2 separate regions of the Homo sapiens genome follow, and region 1 is linked to region 2. A link is a contact called in ENCODE Hi-C data. All regions are on one chromosome and are shown on one strand. Each heading gives the region's core, a stretch centred on a gene start or an enhancer-like site at or near the end of the contact. The rest is flanking DNA. Distances are from core to core; before and after follow the strand shown.

What was found. A loop is a pair of places that touch in the nucleus more often than their neighbours do. Pooled maps may share reads with other maps.
Region 1: a pooled map shows a loop between it and region 2 (2.7-fold over the local background). The contact joins the promoter of CLDN10 here to the promoter of ABCC4 in region 2. A Hi-C loop is called at or near these places in 1 of 168 maps with a recorded cell type or tissue (cardiac septum) and 1 of 50 pooled maps.

The regions. Positions count from the first base shown.
Region 1 is chr13:95,551,382-95,554,192 of GRCh38, forward strand. CLDN10 (claudin 10) reads left to right here and starts at 1,339. Exons shown (of 5, transcript NM_006984.5): 1 at 1,339-1,592. The coding sequence starts at 1,373.
Region 2 is chr13:95,299,949-95,302,956 of GRCh38, forward strand. It overlaps ABCC4 (ATP binding cassette subfamily C member 4 (PEL blood group)), which reads right to left and starts at 1,503. Exons shown (of 31, transcript NM_005845.5): 1 at 1,293-1,503. The coding sequence starts at 1,366. It overlaps LOC102724149 (a long non-coding RNA gene), which reads left to right and starts at 1,003. Exons shown (of 3, transcript XR_429273.4): 1 at 1,003-1,315; 2 at 1,998-2,378. RefSeq lists silencers at 1,039-1,678, 1,709-1,768, 1,949-2,008 and an enhancer at 1,448-2,222.

The sequences.
Region 1 (2,811 bases), core at 89-2,588, 250 kb after region 2:
GACAGGAACATTGTTTTGAGTGTGGAGCGTGTCCTGCTGGTCTACAGTGATTCTTCCAATCTAAGTTTTGATGATTCTATGTCCAGCTTCCTCTCTTCTCCAGTCACCTTGTCGCCTCTAATTTCACTGGGCACCCATTTGGTTAAAAAAAAAAAGTGACAAAGGGAAATTAAGAAATTCTTCACATTGAACCAGAGTGTTTCTGCCTAAAGATAGTGACACAGAGGGTTAGCACGAGATTTATCACAGCAGACTGATTGATAGGTTTTAGACCTTTCCTTACTTTTGGCAACAAGTGAAACCTGGAAGCTCATAACAAAACTGCAAGAACCTTTAAGTGGACAAATAATAACCCGTGTCCTTGTTCTCTCATTTATGCCCAGATTTGTGGCCTCAGGAGCCAGAAGTACACCTTGATCTTTATGTTTACCTTGAGACAGCAATGAAGGGATGAAGGAATGAATGAGTTTATATTTCAATTAGGCGTGAGAGATGGAGGTGGTTTAAAAAAAAATAAAAGACAAGATAGCAGTTTTGACTGGGATAACAGCATCCTTTCATAGAATAGCCTCTAGACCTGGAAGCTGGAAGGGACCTACAGGGAAAATGTGTTGAACAAATGCCCTCTGCGTAGTGCATTAGTATGAGTACACCAGCAAGATCAAGATCGTCAGGATGCCCCATCTGCTGCTATCTTGACTTTAGGCCTGTGCCACGCACCGTTTTGCCATGACTTTCCGCATAGCACCAGGCCAAAAAGAACTGCAGAGTTTTGAGGGCAAGGCCGGTTTCCAGCCCAGAATCTGCAATGATCCCTCCTTGACAAGTCAAACAGAGTCACCCAAACAAGCGTGGCACGCAAACCTTTAGAGTTCAGCAAACCGAGGGCTGAGTTACCAAACCGTGTCCTTTCAGGGCATGCAAAAGGCTTTTCCTGCTCTGCTTCTACAAGGTAGTCAGGAAGCCAAGCTATTTGCCTTGGGTAGGGCTGGGTGGGGGTGGTGAGGTGGGGGCGCAGCAGGTTGTCCACACCCGGTTGCCAGTCTGAACCTGAGCCGCTCCAACAAGCGAGCCCTTCTCCGCGGCCCTTTGGCTCAGGGGAGCGCAGGCCGGCCTTCCTCCCGCACGCGGGCGCGGGCCAGCTGCAGATGGAGAACCCGGGGGGCGACCGCGAGCCCTCTGAGGCCCCTCAAGGGACAGGGCATGGGTGTGAGGGGTCGCGTGCGCCCCCTGGCGCCGGGTCCGCTGGGCGGGGTGGTGGGCGGGGACGGTGGGCGGAGGCGGAGGCGGGAGGCGGAGCCCCGGGGTTGGGAGTGCGGGGGTCGCGGCGCAGAGTGGGAGCCGGAGAGCGAGCGCGGCTGCAGCCGGCGGCATGGCTAGCACGGCTTCGGAGATCATCGCCTTCATGGTCTCCATCTCAGGCTGGGTACTGGTGTCCTCCACGCTGCCCACCGACTACTGGAAGGTGTCTACCATCGACGGCACGGTCATCACAACCGCCACCTATTGGGCCAACCTGTGGAAGGCGTGCGTTACCGACTCCACGGGCGTCTCCAACTGCAAGGACTTCCCCTCCATGCTGGCGCTGGACGGTCTGCATCCCCGCGGCCCCCGCCCTCAGCCCTCCTTCCTTGATGGCCAGCCCGCTAGGCGCCCTCTCGCCCCCAATACCCCCAGCGGGACCCCTAGACTGGACTCCTCTGAGGCCCGACCCGTCTCTCCCAACAGGGCCTTAGGGAGCCAGGGACGCTCCTGGTGCCCGCCCTCTCCTGATGGCTGTCTCGCGGGGCGCCTGTTCGAGCCTGGGACCCCGGGAGGGGGGACACGCAGACAGGCCCGGGTTGGTGACTCCCAGGCGTCGGGGGATGGGGAAGCTTTGCGGTCCTGAGAGTCAAGGAAGCGGCTGCCCTCCCCCACCCCCCATATCTTGGGGACCGCTGGGACCCAGAGTTCATGCTGCAGGGGCTTGTCTCCTCCACCTCCCTCCCCTACGTTCCCCGAAGGCTGGGTTCTGATAAAAATGGTGTCATTGCAAGCCAAATCCGTTTGTCCTGACCTCCCTTGAGCCATTTCGTTGGTTCTTTTAAAAGTAGGCGGGGGTGGGGGTTGAGAGGTTGGAAGCGGGAAAACATATTGCAGAATTTGTTGTTGTTATTGTTTCCCTTTAAAGAGCTTCTACAAACTTGTCTGCCTAGGCAACACTACAAACACTTCCTCCGAGTTTTAGGAAAATAATAGCCCTTGCGGTGCCGCGATGAGTCCGCAGAGGGTAGGGAATCTTGGGCCGTGAGAGCGTGGCGCCGGGAGCTGACCAGTTCTGCATCCGAGTCCCCGGTGCCTGCTGCTGTCCTGGGTTGTTCCTTTGTGGAGGTTCACCTGCGTTGCTCTGGTTAGTCAGGCCTTATGCTGGTAGCAGCTGGTGGATATTCACACAGAACTCTGGCTCTGTTGAGTTTCAAGACAACAGCCGATGTCAGCCCGGTCCCATTGATTGCTCAAGTTCTAGGCCCGTTGCTTCCAGGATTTTACAGCAAACGAATCCTGGCAGAAACTTAAGAGGAGTTATTTACATTACATATTTCTAGATTTGAGGTGTTTTTTTCTTTTATTACCGCACTTGCAGGTTTTGTTTACATAGCTGGGTAAATGAAAGAAAATAGTTGATTCCTCTAAGATGGGGTTTGCCACGAAGAGCAAACTGTTGCTCAACGTGGTATTTGATGGAACCTCCGTATAAGGAATACGCATCTAGTTTTAGAAGGGTGGCGCCCGGGTCCGTGTCCTGTTCGGTAAAATAAGCAGCCGGAACAG
Region 2 (3,008 bases), core at 253-2,752:
CCCCTGCCTCAGCCTCCTGAGTAGCTGGGATTACAGGCGTGCTCCACCACACCCGGCTAATTTTTGTATTTTTAGTAGAGACGGGGTTTCACCATGTCAGCCAGGCTGGTCTCGAACTCCTGACCTCGTGATCCACCCACCTCTGCCTCCCAAAGTGCAGGGATACAGGCGTGAGCCACCGCGCCAGGCCAAGATGGAAATTTTAGTTACTACTGTCACCCGAGTCTTTCTCCGTTTGTTTCCTTGCACAAAATGGGTAGGGCTGTGGGCCCTCCCAGCTCAGGAGCCCTGGGGTGGTTTTAAGAAGGTAGAACTCCTGGTAGGAACCACCTGCATCAAGACCATGGATCACCTCTCTGAAGGTTAGCGATTCCAGGGACCCCACCTCCGAGCTGTCCTCCTACGTGGAAGTGAAAGTATTGGAAACAGGGGAAAGAAGCTGGTCAAAGACAGACTCCAGTCGTGGCGGTGCATGTCCCAGTTAAAAGCAAATCCTGGAAAATCTTGTTCAAGAACAGGGTCCCCATTCATAAATGAAAAATAATAATAGTGTTATTTTACCCACATGAAACTTGCCATAACTAGGTACCACGACCCACATGGACACACAGTGAGATTCCCACAAAGAGGCAAAAGGAGAGCCCTGGTCACTGAGACAAAAGATACAGAGACACCGGGACACAGAGAGGTACAACGGGACGTGGAGTTGGATCGAGCTGTCTCGTAAGGAATATCGGAAGGGGTGGGGACACTACTGGGAGATGGCATAGGTCCAGGACACTAATTAGGCTTTGGCTGAGATCAGATAAAGGAAACTGTTCGTAAGCTGCTTACTTAAAAAGAAAGGAAAAGGTGCGTTTGAGTTCAGGAGACTGCGAGTCCCAGAGCAGGAGGCGGGAGCCAGCGAAGGGTGGGCGTGTAAGGGGTGCAGTCGCTTCTCCCGCTGGGCAAGAGACTCCCCCTTTCGGCAGCCTGGGTTCCCCGCCTCCCCACCTCCTGCTCCTCCTCCCCCGAGCCCTAAGGGCCCGCAGGGCCTCCAGTAGCAAAGCCACTGGCCCCGCGTCCCCGCGTCCCCCTGCGCCGCGCCCCGGGGCGCAGGCAGGGACCACGCGGCCGGCGTGGGGGCGGCGCCACCCGCAGCAGAAAGCCCCGGCGTGGACCGCGTGGCGTAGGAAAGCGCTCCCCTCGCCCCCAGCCGCAGAGGGCTTGGGCAGCATCGGGCGCGGCCCCGGGAGAGTGCGTCCGCGGCGCCAGCGGCTGCAGGGTGACCTGTTTCGGGCGGGGACACTCACCAGAAGAACACGCGTGAGCAGAGGTTCGCGTCCTGCAGCGGGTTGGGCTTCACCTCCTGGTACACGGGCAGCATCTTGCCGGGCGGGGCGGGCGCGGGCCGGGGTCGCGCTGATCAGGCGGCGGTGGCCGCGGGCTCCGCTCCTGGACCTCAAGCAGGGATGCTGGGGCTCCGGCCGCCACGCCTGTCCGCTCGGCTGGAGCCTGTGAAGCAGCCGCTTCCGGGAGCCGGGCGCCGGCGGCACGCCCCGTCCCCGCCTCTCAGGCCCGCCGCCTCGGGGGCGCCCGCTACGCGCCGCCGCCTGGAGCCCGGGAGCTGCGCACCGCGTGCGAGCGCGGCCGGGACCGACGGGTGACGCGGCGGGAGGAGACGCGGCGGGAGGAGGCGAAGCTGGCGACGCCAAAGGGAGCCCAGAGCTACGCCCAGGGGTGAGGCGAGGGCCGCCTGCGCCGCTGGATGGAGAGGGTAGCAGAGCGCGCGGCAAGGAGGCCGGGTCCGGAGGTGCCCACGTGCACGAACCCGAGTGAAACTTTCCGAAATTCACTATCCGAGTCTAGGCGCCGACACAGAAGGTGGAGCAGGGAGGCGTCGGCTGTGCCCGCCCCTGCGCCGCAGAAACGCCCCCTCGGCTACGGGTTTGGGAAGACTGGGAGACAGCTGCCTCGTGCTCTAGCAGCCCGCCCCCTGGGCGCCTTTCCCTTCTCAGGACCAAACGACGGTGCCATGGGAGGCTCTTCAACCTGTGAGCCAAACATTTGACCTTGGACGACAGCAAAGTTTAGCCACAGATTATCCTTGTAGAGCTGCAAGACCTCAAGAAAGCCGGGTAACTCGAGAGTATGACCCAGATGAATTCGGGAGATGGATGAATGCTGTCGTCGATGGGGGCGGGCTTTAGGCATCTCACATGTTGCATGCTACGGTGGACCTCTGAGCTTTTTGCTGCCCCCTTAGATTGGGAAAGGAATATAAGAGGAAAGAGAGACTGCCTGATGATTTCTGTCGTCAAGCCCTAAAGCCTAACAGATAACAGTGGCAAACGACACGTGGGTTCCAGAATACCAGTGATGTTCATGTGCATTTCTGAGTGCGTAGCCTCACTAGTGTGTGTGTGTGTGTGTGTGTGTGGCAGTCTCACACACAGTGTCACGATTATGGCTCATTGCACCCTCGACCTCCCAGGGCTCAAGCAATCCTCCCAACTCAGTTTAAGTAGCTAGGACTACAGGCACCCGCCACCACACCCGGCTCATATTTTGTAATTTTTGTAGAGATGCAAAAATCAAAATCAAAGGCTCCAAGTTCAAATACTGATAATTTTTGAAGCCAAATGATTGTCATGGAGGTTTATTTTCTTCATATTTCATGCATGTTTGAGAATTTGGTTTTCTTTGTAATAAGATCATTTTATTGTTCCTTGATAATTTCTCACTTTGTTGCCCAGGCTGGTCTCAAACTCCTAGGCTCAAGTGATCCTCCCACCGTGGCCTCCCAAAGTGCTAGGATTACAGGCATGTACCACCACGCCCGACCAATTATCTCACTTTTAATTCTATCAGTGCCCCATTCAAGGTTATCCTTACTTTATAGATGAGGAAGGTGAAGCTGAAAGGCAGAACTTGTCCAGTCTTAGAGCCAAGAAAGGATAAAACATGATTTGCAATAAGCCTATGTCTAAGCATGGCCTGTCTCCCTGGTGGATGGCCAGTGTGCATGA